Linked DNA regions of Homo sapiens: region 2 is linked to region 1. A link is an interaction called in ENCODE POLR2A ChIA-PET data of the cell type or tissue named here. Cell type or tissue: PC-3. All regions are shown on one strand. Each heading gives the region's core, and the rest is flanking DNA. Links, peaks and the distances in the headings are about the cores only.

Evidence for each region. ChIA-PET counts read pairs that join two places held together with the same protein. Peaks named below come from ENCODE experiments on the same cell type or tissue, not always from the same donor. Only the 100,000 strongest peaks of a DNase experiment are listed, where the experiment ranks them.
Region 2: POLR2A ChIA-PET joins it to region 1 with 17 read pairs; 4 of 35 experiments call an interaction of 5 or more read pairs at or near these places.

The regions. Positions count from the first base shown.
Region 1 is chr3:190,034,632-190,042,981 of GRCh38, reverse strand. The region is part of intron 1 of P3H2 (prolyl 3-hydroxylase 2); the gene reads left to right. Among named protein-coding and RNA genes, the nearest start is that of P3H2, 82 kb to the left of the region's middle. RefSeq lists an enhancer at 1,081-1,763. In PC-3, for the core only: no CTCF peak of the experiment used is centred there; a DNase peak (open chromatin) is centred at 4,721.
Region 2 is chr3:189,982,594-189,990,943 of GRCh38, reverse strand. It overlaps P3H2 (prolyl 3-hydroxylase 2), which reads left to right. Exons shown (of 15, transcript NM_018192.4): 4 at 1,906-2,037; 5 at 3,275-3,417; 6 at 4,067-4,156; 7 at 6,354-6,394; 8 at 7,804-7,898. Among named protein-coding and RNA genes, the nearest start is that of P3H2, 130 kb to the left of the region's middle. In PC-3, for the core only: no CTCF peak of the experiment used is centred there; a DNase peak (open chromatin) is centred at 4,773.

The DNA.
Region 1 (8,350 bases), core at 223-8,222:
AACGACCATTTCTAGTGATTACATTTCAAATGAAAAAAATCTGCCTTCATTTTCAGCGTTAAAATTGACTAGCCTTTGTTTCTAGTCTGGCTTTCTACCAAAGCATTATTTTATGAGTGAAAAAAAATGTTAAGGGCTCAACAGTTTTCTCCAAAATGTGGAACTCTGGGGATAAATTTTCACTGCCTTCTCCTGACTCTTGTTTCTAAGAACAGTCAGTATGCTGGAATCCCACTTACCCCTAAAAGGGAATAGTAACTATGCCAATGTAAAATAGGAACCATTCCTTTGAATTCAGGTCAAAAGGTTTACTGTAGGGACTGGAAATGATGCAAAGTAGAACATACTGTACTTTTATTCATAAGGTTGTTCCGAAGGAAGATTCTACATTAATTTTGAAAATCTTTTATTACAAATATACTAACATCTTATATTGCTATACAGCTTTAGAGTTTGCAGTATATTCTGACATACTTTGATATATTCCACAATATGCCTGTGAGATAGATGGCCAGATTCTACATACACACACACACACACACACACACACACAAAATCTTACAAGACAATGAAGTTCTTAGGATATCCTGACACCAAGGACACACAGAGTAAACAAGTAAAAATTTTTGGAACCGTGTCCTCAGATTCCTAATACCATATACTTTCTGCTGTCAGTTTCATAGTTACTTGCCACAAACTTTGTGGACTGGATAAGTTAAACAAAAAACATCAAATATGGCAATAACCCTCAGTCCCTAATAGAGTTCAGAATCTCAACTTCCTATTCATGTCTATTAGGTTAGTTACACATCAGAAGATCCTAGTCAGGATAGGTCTTAACCAAAATAAATAATTTTCTTCCACCCCTCCCTCTACTCCTCCACCATTGCATTCAGACGATAGAAGCCAGTTTTAGAGTTTAAAGCCACTAATTACCAAAAGCCATTGGTTTAGGCACTTACAGACTTTAATCATTAAGAATAAAGAATTGCCCCGTGGGGAATGTGTTTTCCATGCATATGCTGTTCTAAACTGAAAACAAACTAGGTAAGAAAAATAAACAAACTGGGTAAGTGATTACTTTCTTTTTACTTTCTTCATATGCTTTTTTGTATGTTAAAATTTTTTTTAAGTTGAACTTCCCATGACCATGAATTTTTAAGTTCTGTTCACAGCATTGTTTTTCACTTAAAAATTAAAAATTGCCTTTGTGTAAAAAATTAAAAATTTAAAAAGCAGAGTGTCTCTTTCCTGGTACTTGAGAACATAAAAAACCATATAAAAGTAATAGGGAGAAATTAGCTAATTCAGGTTTTAACATGTTAATAGAGGGGCAACAATGACTAGACCAGCTGTGCTATTGACCTAGGTCTTTGAGGCCTTTCAGGTTGCAAAGTAGCTATTATTCTCCTTAAGCATTTGCAGGTCAGGCATGGAAACTTTTAAGCAGGCTCTGACTGAAGTACTAGTTTGCATTCTGTAATTGCAGTAAGCAGAGCCAGCTGTGAACCTCTCGGGATTTCCCCTTATTGGACTAAGAATTTAAACATTTTGCTGAGTAGGCGGTAAAGTTTTCTTCTCTTCACTGCCACCCTCCTTTAAAAAATATACTCTTAATATGCTAAAAAGAAACAGGGTATGAAAATAAAAAATGAAGAACTTATGTAAACACAAATTTTAGTGCTTTTTTTTTTTTTTTTTTTTTTTAAGACAGGTTATCACTTTGTTGTTGCCCAGGCTGGAGTGCAATGGCACAATCTTGGCTTACTGCAGCCTTAACCTCCTAGGCTCAAATGATCCTCCTACCTCAATCTCCCAAGTAGCTGGGGCTACAGGTGTGCACCACCATGCCCAGCTTATATATATATATATAGTATATATATATATATAGAGAGAGAGAGTGTGTGTGTGTGTGTGTGTGTGTGTGTGTGTGTGTGTGTGTGTATATATATATATATATAGTAGAGCCATGGTTTTGCCATGTTGCCCAGGCTGATCTTTAACTCCTGAGTTCAAGTGATCTGCCTGCCTCAGCTTCCCAAAGTGCTGTGTTTACAGGTGTGCACCACCATACCAGACCTTTAGTGCCTTCTTGAAGGTCACACACGCCAACATATGGAAATTAACTGGTACTATGTGTACTAGCTTTGTAGTAGCTGATACATCATAATCATAAATTAAATATTTGTTGAATGGATTGCATGCTAATCAGCTCATTTTTTGCATAGAGTTCATAACAGAAATGTATCCAATGTATCTGCTATTCCAATAACTTTCCACAGGCAATGATGCAGTTTGTCTTAAGTCAGGGATACTTTGTGTGAAACCAAGAAATCAGAAGATGTAAATGACTTAAGGCAATATTATCACCATTCCTGGAAAAACACTACTGTCTATGTTTGTGATAGCAAACATAAAAGCATTACCTTCCTTAGGTGATGAATATGAACATTTTTAGTCGTATATCTGGTGCCCTTAGATGACCAGTCAGATCAGATTCCATGTCTTTATGAAAAGATGGTGTTCTCGTGTCTTGACTCTGATGGAACAAGCTGCTTTTCCAAAGTTATTCTGCAGGTGGTGGATTCAGTAACCATTAGTTGGCATTCTCCCTTACAAGCCTCAGGTAATCCTGTGTGCACACCAGGTTTATGGACCGAATGAGTACCACAATGGTTTATAGACCCAATAAAAACTGTTTAAATATCTGGTGGTGCTTTACAAATATCTTCATCCCAGGTTTTTCAAATCTCCCCTGGAATCTATGCAGCCAAATGTGCAGTTGTTCTGTAACTGATGGTCGCCTGGATATCATTTGATAAAAGTGTAAGACGGGTTTTTTGTGTGTGTGTGATGCCAATTACTGAGGACTTGAAGATACGCATCTTGAATTATTACATATAAAAAGATTAAAAGGCTAAATATCTATTTAAGAAATATCTAATGCAACTATAGTCACTGCTCTCACTTCTCCATATTCCTGTGAGTTTTTGTTCTGTTCCTTATTCTTAGAGTGTAAAGTGAATCATTTTAGGAATGAATATCATAGAAAGTAAATACAGGGAACAGAAAGCTTAATGCATTCATTATTCATTCCTTTCCATCAATACTCTGAACACCTACAGAGTGTTCTAGGCTCACTGGGGAAACAAGAATCAATAAATCTCATTTTCTCCCCTTACTGACCTCATGATCAGTAGAAAATCAACCCGAATAATCTCATACTGATTCCTCCTTCCTGTGAGTCCTCATGCGTTCTGGAAACCTTTGGAGGGATTTATCATAGTCCATATTACTTAAGAGTTTGTGGGCATTTCTTTTATGCTCCTTGGTAGATGTTGAATGCCTGGAAGGCAAAGACTTTGTTTTCCCTATCTTTATATCCCTGGTTCCCTGTGTAGTGGTTACTCCATGCTATGGGCTTAACACATGTTTTTAAATAAAAGGTTCAACGGTTTTGCAATTAACAATATATAAGACTCTTAGCTAGTAATTTTGTATCTTTGGGGCCTGTTTTCTCATCTGTGAAGATAACACATGCTATATTTCATGAAGTTATCATATCAGAATTAGATGCATTAAATTTTGCAAACTGAGAAGCAAAGCATTATACCAAGGTACAGACTTATTAAAATTGAATATGTGCTTTCATTTAAACATGAGTTGCCATTTAACTATGGCTGGTAGTTGCGTTTGGGGGATTCTGTTACTATTAGTGGAGGACTCAACAATCATATGCTCCATAAAATTGTCCTTCCTTACAGTGCTCAATTCTTTTTTATTTTTTTTTTTGAGATGGAGTTTCGCTTTTGTTGTCCAGGCTAGAGTGCAATGGTGTGATCTCGGCTCACCGCAACCTCTGCCTCCTGGGTTCAAGCAATTCTCCTGCCTCAACCTCCCAAGTAGCTGGGATTACAGGCATATGCCACCTCGCCCGGCTAATTTTGTATTTTTAGTAGAGACAGGGTTTCTCCATGTTGGTCAGGCTGGTCTTGAACTCGCGACCTCAGGTGATCCGCCCGCCTTGGCTTCCCAAAGTGCTGGGATTACAAGCGTGAACCACCGCACCTGGCCACAGTCCTCAATTCTTAAACATAGAGTTAAAGAGTAGGATTTCATGAAGCATACTAACTGCAGTTTATTCTTTAAAACTTTTAACCTCTGCCTTGTCCATAAATGTGAATTATTGTGGCATATGGTTTCATTCAGTGTATGATAAATATTGTATGTCCTTTAGGAAGGAAACTATAAGGTATATTTCTGGCTTGTCTTGGGGATGAAATAAATGGCCTCTGCAGTCATTTCCACCTCTGGCTTCAGTGATTAATGCATCCTAGGGGACCAACTTTCTTTTAGCTATAATGCCAGCTTCTATCCTTATTTCATCCCTGGAGCTTTAGGCAGAAAGGGAACTAAAAAGTCATCAGCTTTTATTTTATGTGACTTTTTTCTACTCCTGTTTGGGTTTCACTTTTTTTTTTTTTTTTTTTTTTTTCATTCTGCAGTTAGTTCTTCTTGTTGAATATCTAGGTTTTTATCTAGGAGGACACCTGGGGTGATTGAGATAATGCAGGGGTGTATCTGGTGTTTGGAGGAAGACTGTATGCTCAGGAGGCTGAGAGGCCACAGCACTTCTAGTGCCAAAAGTTCTGTTTATCTCATCATGTTACTCACTCATAGTCTCCAGGAAGCTTGCAGCCAATCAGGTTTCCTTGTTTGTGACAGTTTTTTTTTTTTTTTTTTTTTTAAACCTAGTCTTGCTCTGTGCCCCAGGCTGGAGTGCAGTGGCGCAATCTCGGCTCGCGACAGGTCTTGACTTGCAGTGTGTTAGGCACAGTAGATAAGCATTTTGTGAAACAGTATGAATGGAAATCAAAAGCAATTTGATCTAATTTTCTCTTAGATTTAGTTATATCTCAATACCAACTTCTAATTCAGTTTTATTTTTGCTGATTTTCTAAAAAGATAGTTTTCATCACCAGTGTGAATTAGCTTGTCATTAGATCTTGGAGATCTTTGAGATCAGTGGAGAAGTTTCAACTTAGGCAGGAGAGTGGCTTTGTACAAAAATAAATGTTGGTGATGGCTTATCGATATTGTTATTTGAGCCCATGTGTGATGCTTTCATTGCAATAGAAATATTCTGTTGTCTCATTTTAAAGAAACTATTATTTTGCTTAACAAATATTGAGTGTCTGCAATATGTGACATAAAGGAGGCGCAAGAAATGTTTTAGACACAATAGCCATAGTTAAATTGCTTATAAATTGACTTTATTAAAATGTCTTACCATATAATCATTAACATTCATATCTCAAATAAGTGTCAGTAATTTAAAATGACCTTTAAAGTCATGCTGATCAGTAATTGTAAAAAGAAAACAGAGAGTCATGCTAATAAGGTGAATAGATGTGACAGATTGACGTGTTGACATCAAGGGACAAGAATTGATTCAGGTAACTAAGTCAAACTATTTGCTAAAATCTGAGCCACGGTATCTTATTTTCTTCTGCAGACTCTATCCAGAGCAATGATTCTTCCCTAGGGTCCATATTTTTCCTGAAGCTTAGGGATCTATGAAGCACATAAAATTGTGTAGATGTGATCATCTTTCTGGGGAGAAATCTAGAGCTTATACTAGATTCTAAAAGTAATGATCCAGTAATGTTAAGAATCATTAATATAGATTTTTACTTATAATTTGCTTCTCCTTTTAGGGAAGGCAGTGTCAGAATTCTAGAATTAAGTTGAAAAGGTATAAATTATACACCTTAATGCTCTCCTTTCCAGCTATATGATCTCAAGTTATCCAACCACAATGTTTTTTTAATATATGAAATGGGCAGATAATCCCTTCACTCCTAAGTGTCAAATGAGATGAGCTATATGATTGGCCAGAATAAACTATAAAATATTTGCAGACATAAACATTATTACTATTGTTTGGGCTTCTGCATGTGCCAATCCATGATACTATTTTGTTGTTGTTGTTAATTGAAAATTTTATTCTATTACCAAGTAAATATATATATATATTTTTATCTTTCCAACGTTGCCAACATAGTTTCTCAAAGAATGATGATTCAGTTTTTCCATGCCTTTGGAGGCCTTTGTTGTTAAATGAATCAGTGTAAGTATCTCATGTACCATGGCTGCTGCCTGGTTTACATCACAGTGGAGGAGAAGGGATCATCGCTCAAGGGCAGAGCAGAGGGTGTCCCTGGTCTTTGTCAGATTCTACAGAGGGAACTTGGGGGAACTAATTCTGTTTCCTTATAATTGAAGTCAAAGGTAGACTCAGTGAGTGAGACTGAGGGAGAAAAAGAAAAGTGGAAATGAATGTGATTTGACATTAGATTATGAGTTTTAATTTCTGTCTTGCCATCATGCAATCTTAAGCAAGTCATAATTCCTTTAAGACTCAATGTTAATTTTTTTTAAAATGGAGATTTTAAATAATAATCTCACAAGATTACGTTAAGAATGAAATTATCATGTCGACTATAAAGTGATATACCAGTTTAGATGTTATTAATTATTAAGGCATAGTCATTTGCACAAAATTCTAAGGTGCAAAATAATTTGATCACTCCCTTGGACTTCCTTTTGATGGGCTTTCAATACTGTTGTATTTATTCAAACATGTATGAAGTCTATATGTATGATTTACCATTCCTTTGGAGACACAAGAAATATGTGGAATGCATCATTAGGTAAGAGCAAAATTCTCAAATCAGAAATTTGAGACTAACTGAAAAATGAGAAAGTTTGGGAGAAAAGGCAGAGTGATGTGGTTATACAAAAAAGGGAGACAAACTGTGACTTCATTTTAGAGAACAACAGAAGTGGGAAGGAGATGGTGGTGGCAACTGAGACTTTCAGAAGAAAAAATTTCATTCTGAATATGGCAAAATGGGAAACCAAATGGTGCAGAAGTAGAGACAATTCTTGCAATTGAATAAAATAACTGGTCAGAAATATTCATCCAACTAACAAATGGTTTCCAGGGACCCTTCACTGCAGCTTACTGTGTAGAATTTAAACTAAGTAACTTAACAATTGATAACATAACCTGTATGTACCCTTTGTCCCCTGCCCCCACTCCAAATATTACTGCTAATTAGAAGCACATGTTGAAGGAAAAACTCTAATAAGACATTCCGGTATAAGATCTGGGTTTGCTTTAAATCCCCCAAGCAGCCTAAAGCCCAACAGAAGGTATTTAGCCTTTTGCCTTTTGTTTAAATGGAGATTATTTTGAGTTATCAATAGTGCAATACTCCCATCCTGCTGTCCTTTAGTGTAAATTAAGGCAAAGGACATGATAACAGTATCAATAAAAGAGCAAAAGTAAAAAATAAAACGCATAAGATTATTAATGGGTGACAGAAAATTGCTATATACATCATAGCTGGTAGATTAAAAGGGAGTGACAAAGAGATGTCCTGAGAAATTTATTCAAGGGTTTACAAGAGAAAAAAAAATGAAGGATTTAAGACTGTTTAATCTTTAAGAATTTAAAACTTTTAAATATCTCTTTAATAAGCTTTATATTCACATAACATTTTAATAGGATTTTATATAGACTAACTCAATTGTCAAATATACTGAGGCAGGTTGGGTATCAGGTATCCTCTAATACCTATTAAATAGAATGAACCAGAGAAGTTAAAATATTTTTGTAAAGTTATGCAGCAAATAATGTGGGAGCCAATATTTAAACTCTGGTCTTCTGATATAAAAGCTTTTGTTTTATGAACTATTCCTAGTTGCCAAGGAAGCAATTACAAACAAAAAAACCAAAAAAAAGAAAAGAAAAAAATAGCCATTTGGGGGCAGATGCGGTGGCTTACACCTGTAATCTCAGCACTTCAGGATGCTGAGGCAAGCAGATCACTTGAGGTCAGGAGTGTGAGACCAGCCAGACCAATACGGTGAAACACTGTCTCTAATAATAATACAAAAATTAGTCGGGTGTGGTGGTACATGCCTGTAATCCCAGCGACTCAGGAGGCCGAGGCAGGAGAATCGCTTGAATCTGGGAGGCAGAAGTTGCAGTGAGCCGAGATCACACCACTGCACTCCTGCCTGGGCAACAGAGTGAAATGCCGTCTCAAAAAAAAAAAAAGAAAAGAAAAGAAAAGAAAAAGCGATTTGGCCAGATATTTTTAAATATTTGAAATTATTTAATGTAATTTAAATAAACATACAGCAGAATTCCCATTTTTGATGTATAGATCGATTCCCATCAACAAATTCAGTCATGTTGACCACCACACAGAAACTAAGATACAGAGCAGTTACGTCACCACCCAAAATTCCCTCATGCAGCCCTTTTATAATCAACCCC
Region 2 (8,350 bases), core at 25-8,024, 52 kb after region 1:
GACGATTTCCCACAGATGAATATTTAGTGATTTGCTCAAGGTCACCACAGCATGTCGGTAGCTGGAAAAGAATAGAGATCTCATAACTCAGGTTCTTTAATTTTTAAGACTCAAACTTATTAAAAACATATTAATTGCACAATGTCATTTAAGATAGAAAGGAGGCAAGGGATATACCTAATAAAAGTAATATGACAGCTCTCACTATGTAAATTCTTGTCTGCTTCAAAATTGTCCTAAATTAGGTATAAAACTGGCTTTTTAAATAGCAAATGTATTAGAAAATCAGAATATTTGAATTTTAGAGTTAGACATTAACAGTTCGGGAAAAATACAAATGGCTGCTGAATGCAGTTATTTATTACTAGCTCTGCTATGAAACCCTAAAGGATACCTTTCTGTCACTCCTATTTTGCTGCTATTTGTATCCGCTTTGAAAAAATATTTCCATTCAGATTTTGAGTTCTCGGTGGGTATCTTTCGCCTTTACCTTTTGCTTGTCACTTGGAATTAAAAGGAATGTGTATTAGAAAGTAAATAGAAATGCAAATGGTAAGTTGAGTAGGAGAAAACAGTTGAAGGTTGTTTATTTTTGTTTTCTTAAGAAATGAAACAGCTGGTTATTTATTTCTAACATGCTAATCAAATAAATAGAACTCATTCTTCCTTCACATCCCCTGACTGGGGTTAATAACCAATGGGCTTTAGGGATTCTATTAGCTGTGCTATAAATGATTCAGTTAGCCAAGTTATACAAAACTGGCACATTCCCCCACACCAGAAAATGCACGTTTCCTTCCTGTTGTGTTTTGGGGTCCCTCTGCAAAATCACCAAGATCCAAGCCAAACTCAGACTAAACAGAGAACCTTTTGAAAAAAAGGCAGTTGTGGTAAATTAAATTGCACAGCTATGAGATCAAATGATTTTATCATCATTCTCAAAAGAACCCACTCAGCGCAGCCATGAATGAATCTTTCTTGCTGGAAAATACATCCATCTTCATTGTAAAAATCAGTCAAGGTGAAACGTAGGAGGCATTTTCTTCTCTGGGACATTCACCACTTGTGTTTCCTCATCTCAGGCTTTGATAAAATAGAGTCCAGAGCCAAAGGTGGCATGAAGACCCTAACACTTCAGGACTCTCAAGCAAGAAGAATGGGAGCAATAGAAAGGGGAGTGAAGAGAAATAGGAAATAAGATGCTCATTCCTTTAGTTTACATCCTTCTGCCTGTTTTACCAGTCTCTGGTAAAGAATATACAATGTACTTAGTATTAGAATATACTATGTCTAGGCGATAGACTAATTTATAACTGGATAGAATAGGTTTCTGACCAATAGGTTTAAAAAAAAAGAGTTTTTATTTCTCTTTTAGGACAATTTGGCTTGAAAATGTTAAGAAAGAAAAAGAGCACTTTTGCTTCACTTCTCAGCCTGAATTTTCCATGCCCATGGTGGTTTCTTTTTCCAAACTGTTCCTTAACATTTACTAGCATCTGAACTTCCATTCCCGATTCCAGGGCACTTCGAGCCATCCAAGATATCCAAAGAGAGACCCCAAAGTTGTTAAATATGAAAACTGACATTCAGCTGGGTGTAGGTGGGGTAAAGTGGACTGTGGGGTATAAAAAGTGTACATGGGAAGGGAAAAGTGAGGTGTAGAGAACAGACTGTGAGCTGGAGGATTCGGAATCTACTGTCGTTCTAGTGATCGCTGACCAGGAGACCTTGGCAAGTCACCTACTTTCTTTGTAAAAAGGTTTTGCAGTCCGGAAGTGAGGATTATAATAATTTGGTCTTCCAGTGTGGTGAGGTGAGGAATGACCTGTGTAACTGTGGCTGTGACGTTGACGTTTGGGCACTCAGCAACCTGGAGGAACACACGTATTGGCTCTTGTCTTCCAGATCACTACATGCAGGTGCTTGTTTGTCAGCATGAATGTGTGAGGGAACTTGCCACCCGCCCTGGCCGCCTCTCTCCCATCGAGAATTTTCTTCCTCTGCACTATGATTACCTACAGTTTGCCTACTATCGAGGTAAAGCGTGGATCATCCGTGAAGACTTCTTGGGGGGTTGTGGTTCATCATTACAGACATCACATTTTTGTAATTGAGTTTTCTGACTTCTTCAGTTTATTATGAAAGCAATAGGAATTTATGCATTTCTTCTCTCCTGAGCTGCAGGACAAGAAGAGCAGAAGGGGATATCACCAATGGGCAAAGTACAAAATTTAATGCTGTGATAATTTACTGAAAATTATACTAGATTGACATTTTGCATGGTTTTTTAGACTTAATTTTTTTAGAACTGAATTTAAAAGGAACTTTGCAAAATCCTCTTCCTTTCCAAAAACAAAACATTATTTATTATCCTGGCGTTGATGGCACACAGTGAATCACGTGCTCAAGTCATAAACAGTGAATCAAAGATGAGAGAGTTGCTTAATTTTTATCATTCCTTTTAAAAATCAGAGTCATCTCAGAGTATATATATATGTGTGTGTGTGTGTGTATGTATTTATTATACACACATACATGCACACACACACATATATATACACACATACGTATATTGTAAATTTCCATTAGAAGAAATACAATGTTGTGAACTATTTGAAAACAAGGCATACAGACATTTAAAATTTCCCTTGTAATAGCTAAATATTTCTATAATGAAAAGTTTATATTGGAAACATCCTTGTTAGTTCCTTTTAGTAGTTTGCTACTGTAGGATGTGCTATAATTGTATAGTGAAGGATTTAAGGGGCTTCCTCCAGAACATCTGGGACTCTATGAAGGACTTTGCATTGAAGTACCAGTTTACCACAAACTGCAGCAATGAAAAATAACATTTTAAAAGCACTTATGTTACTCATACATTATATATAAAATGGTACATTACTGTTGCAAAGATCACCTTCAGGATGTTTACTTAACCCAAACTCGGTACAAAAATCAGAATTAACTCATAGAATTCTGCTGTTTATATGTGTTAAATAATAAAAGTTGTCAACAAACATCTTCAGATAGAAACTTGACGATTTGCACAAAACAACTAGTACCAAAGCAGACCAAAGGTAATAACTTTTGAATACTTGAAATCATGTCTTTCCTTTTATCTGTGACTGTTTCTGCTTTCTCTGCTGAGCCTCAATTTATCTTCCCTCTTATTCATGTTTAATGCTGACCTTTGTAGACACGTTGATGGCCTCCCTTTAAAATCCTTTGGACAGACCTAGGCTGACTCTAATGCTGCAACTCCTTTGTCTTTCAGTTGGTGAGTATGTGAAAGCCCTGGAGTGTGCCAAAGCCTATCTTCTATGCCATCCAGATGATGAGGATGTCCTAGACAATGTGGATTACTATGAGAGTCTGCTGGATGATAGCATTGACCCGGCATCCATTGAGGCCAGAGAGGTGAGACCAATGTTTTGAAAAGAAATTCTTTTTTTTTTTTTTTTTTTAAGACAGAGTTTCGCTCTTGTTGCCCAGGCTGGAGTGCAATGGCACAATCTTGGCTCACCGCAACCTCCGCCTCCCGGGTTCAAGCGATTCTCCTGCCTCAGCCTCCCTAGTAGCTGGGATTACAGGCACATGCCACCACACCCGGCTAATTTTGTATTTTTTTTTTAGTAGAGACGGGGTTTCTCCATGTTGGTCAGGCTGGTCTCGAACTCCCGACCTCAGGTGATCTGCCCGCCTCGTCCTCCCAAAGTGCTGGGATTACAGGCGTGAGCCACCGCGCCTGGCCTGAAAAGAAATTCTTGATTCTGCATGTGTTCGGGGGAGAGTTGATAAAAATATGACACTGGTCTTAAAGATGTCTAACAATTTAGCAAAGGTTGTTGAACTCGGTTCTTTCAAACTTTATTTATGCCTGAAGCACATTTTTATTCATACATGCTAGCGTGTGAAAGTATGTTGAGATGGGGCCAAGTCTTGCAGTTCTGAATATTTGTTAGCTCATTTGTGACTATCTAATGAAAATATTGCCACCTGAACATTTATCATATCTCTTACCTGCTATTTAAATAAAAAATGTCTTTCTTTACTTCTTTTTCTCTAGGATTTAACAATGTTTGTGAAACGTCATAAGCTGGAGTCTGAGCTGATAAAATCAGCTGCAGAAGGTCTGGGGTTTTCATACACTGAACCGGTAAGAGGAAAGAGGAAACGTTTATTAAAATAATGATTCAGTGGAATCCTTTTTATGTTTTTATTACCTGCCTCCATTTTTGCCATTTACCTCAAAAAGCTAAGATTTCGATGCCCTCCTTGAGGTAAAAATTGGGGGTGGGAGATATTTACTCAATATATGTGATGAACTTTATCTATTTATTTATTTATTTATTTTGAGATGGAGTCTCGCTCTTGTCGCCCAGGCTGGAGTGCAGTGGCGTGATCTCGGCTCACTGCAACCTCCGCCTCCTGGATTCAAGCAATTCTCCTGCCTCAGCCTCCCGAGTAGCTGGGATTACAGGCACACGCCACAATGCCCAGCTAATTTTTTTTTGTATTTTTAGTAGAGATGGGGTTTCACCATGTTGGTCAGGCTAGTCTCGGACTCCTGACCTCAGGTGATCCGCCCGCCTCAGCCTCCCCAAGTGCTGGGATTACAGGCTTGAGCCGCCGCACCCGGCCATCTGATGAACTTTAAAAGACTAATGGATTTCCACATCAGTCATTCCATATTAACAAGGTCTAAAGTCAAAAGCAAATCTATTGGGTAAAAGTATTTTGTGTATGACTCATTTGCCCCGGGAGTGTTTTATTTTCCTAAATTCCGGATGTGGTGTTTTAAATTTTTCTATTAATGCTTTTATGTTACCTAAACATTAAAGAGAATTCAAAATATCATCAGTCACAATGCTATCACACCCATCATGCTGACTTCACTCCGCTTTTCCATGTTGTCTTCTAATCATTGTTTATATGAAGACATAGCTTTTGCAGAAACATATACTATGGTATAAAGAGATTTGTATTCTTTTAAGAAGATACCATAAGAAATTTCTACATTTGTATAGCTTTAAAAGGTATTTTTAGCTACATTTTAGTCTCTAAAAAGTTGGTAGAATTTAGAATTTTAGATAGGTAGAATTGACATACAATAAATAAATGAACTCTTCTGCTGAACATTTGAATTATTTCTGATTTTTGAATTATACATAATGTATTAAGCATTTTTTCTCTATTGAATTATGTCCTGAAAATAAATTCTTAAGAGTGGAATTATTCTGTCATCAAAGGATATAAGGTTTTAAACTTCTTGAAACTAAATTGCTTTTCTAAGAGAATTCTCTTAGAAATTATTTATTATTAATTTATTTATAATTATATATAATTATATATGATTACTAAGAGAATAATTCTCTTGGAATTATTTATTTGCACACTATTTTAATACTAACACTATCTCATGTGGGAAGATTTAGTGACTACTCTAAAGTCTCATAGCTCACAACAGATTGAACAGGCATTTGAATCCTAGTAATGCATAAAAGTACCATTTTACCACAAATTTATCAGCGATAAGAAATAACATTTGAAAATCACTTTTATTATTTATATATTATGTATGAAATAATACATCATTTTAACTTGTAATTTTTTTGATGACCAGCAAGAATAAACCTTTTCACATATTAACTATTTTTCCTCTTCTTTTAATTACTTGGGCATGGGTTTTATTCATTTATCCATTGGTTACTATGTAAGTTCTTCAAATGATATACAAGTTAATACATTTATAAAATTATTTATAATATGTCCATTTACAACCTTTTTTCATTTCTTATGCCGTGTTTTTATAGGCACACTTTTTAAAATGGGTTAATTTTAATGTACTATTTCTAATATAACACCTTCTAATATATTAATATTTATATCGGGCCTTACTTATTATTCTTTTAAAATTATGTTATCCAAGAGACCTTAAAATATGTTATTTACTAATTTCATGATCTATACAGATGATTACTAAAGCTCAATTTTGTTTGCTTGTTTTATTCAGCAAACATAAAGAAGTTGAACTGAATGATCTTTCAAATGTTTTTCTGCCACCAAATTCCAAGTCACTTTCTTGGACAAAAGGATGGATATCTAGGCTAATTCCATAGTATTTGAAAACTCGACTTGTATTTCATTTTTTCCTTGCCAAATCTCCACTAACTTTAGCCTTCCTTTTCATTAATCTATAAAATATAAATATATTGTATCTTTACACAATATGCAAAATTCCTAAATTATAGATCTTTTGAATGTTTTGTGCATATTTTATTTTATCTTAATTCTGTAAGTGATGTTTTAGTGACAAAATTACTGCATTTTTTTTTTTACTCGATTCAAAACAGAATTATTGGATCAGATATGGAGGACGACAGGATGAGAATCGGTAAGTCCATTCAGAATGCAAACTGGTTTTTTATGAGGAGAAATACTTAGTGTCATAACCTATCATAGAGAAATGTAGCTCTATGAAATAGGCAAGGAGATATAATAAAATAATTCTAAGCTCTGAATTAGGAGCTCTACATCCAGGTCCCAGCTCTTCCTGCCACGTTTTTGTAACCTTAGGTAATATATCTTCTGCTTTCTGGATCTCATTTTTTTTTTCCAGGAAAAAAAGGGTTAAATCAGGTGCTTTCTATCTGCTAACGTTCCATGATTCCGAATCTGAGAAGGTTGGATACTGGTTTTGATTTATTAACAGAAAAACTGTGAAATGGGTTTTTGATGGTGAATTCCCTTATTGTATTTACCTAAAATAATGAAGTTCAGAAAGTTATACTAAAATAGCTAAAATATTAGGTGTCACTAACTGAATCAGAAATCAAGAAAGCTCATTTTTTTTTAAATTTTATTATTATTATACTTAAAGTTTTAGGGTACATGTGCACAACGTGCAGGTTTGTTACATATGTATACATGTGCCATGTTGGTGTGCTGCACCCATTAACTTGTCATTTAGCATTAGGTATATCTCCTAATGCTATCCCTCTCCCCTTCCCCCAAGAAAGCTCATTATTTAAAAATGACAAAAGTCAATTTACATCTTTTTAAAGGACTGAAACTCAGAAGGTTAGAAACACCTGCTTGAGATCACATGGTCCAGCTTATTCATTTTCAAATTGGGAACCTGAGGCCCTGACAAGGCAAGCAACTTGCTTAGAGTCTCATCACAAAGGAAGGACAGATCCAGATCTTCTTATTTAGAATCTTGAAGTCTTTCACGAGGCTTCAAAAACTCAACCCTTGGGTGGCATAAAATTATTTCGAGAGATCCAAGAATGTATATACACATTTGGATTTGTTTGATTTTTACGTATATAAAGAACAGCCTGCTATCATTTGTGTGTTTGCATATGACAAACCTGTGTCTTCTTTTCACAATAGTCAAGAACTACTACATTATGACATAATTTATTTCAATTCAACAGTTGTTCAATGATGCACTCCATGTTCCAGGCCCCATTGGACACTCTGAGCATTATAAAGATGCTCATGATAATTTTTTTCCTACTTGAGATTAGAGTCTAATCTGAAGAGAGTTATGTTATGCATACAATTAATTGTAATAAAGGTTGCTAAGAAGATTTAGAGGAGTGAAATAAGGCAAACTCACCGAGGAAATAGAGAACTTACTAGAGGCAGTGACATTTAATTTGACTTTAAAAGACAGGTGAACTTGTTTACAATAAAATACACAATATAGAGTCACAGACTACCTTGGTAAAGTATTCTTTGCCTTTGAACATCGTTATTCAATGACAAATTGCCATTTTAAATTTTTTGAATGGGCAGGGTCCCTTCAGGAGTGAACGTAGAGGGAGCAGAAGTTCATGGATTCTCAATGGGAAAAAAGCTATCACCCAAGATAGATCGAGACCTAAGAGAAGGTAAGTAGCTGTGCACTTTTACCCTATAAAGGAGGGGAAGGGGAAGATGGGGCTTGACCAGTTCTTTTCCAGATCAAGGAAGAACCCACTTTCTCTAGAAAATAAAGAATAAGACTAAGCTACTACACTCCCTAATAGTCTGAAAGCAAGACTTAAAAAAAAAAGTCTTAGATTTGTGTATTATTACCATGGGTTTCAAAAAAAAAGAAAAAAAGAAAAAGCCTCCAAATTCACTCCCTCATCTGTTTCCCAAGGAAACTTGCATGGTCATCACCATTCTCAGAATACCGGAGGCTTAGCAATTTCCTATGGTTTACTTCTGTTACACAGTCAGTAAGAGCTAGGTAGTGTGGGACAGACTGTATATCAGAGGAACTTGGAGAGGAGACCAGCCACATGGGATATTAGATTAGTTAACCTTAGATGCTTGAAGCACATAGATCTGAGCAGGG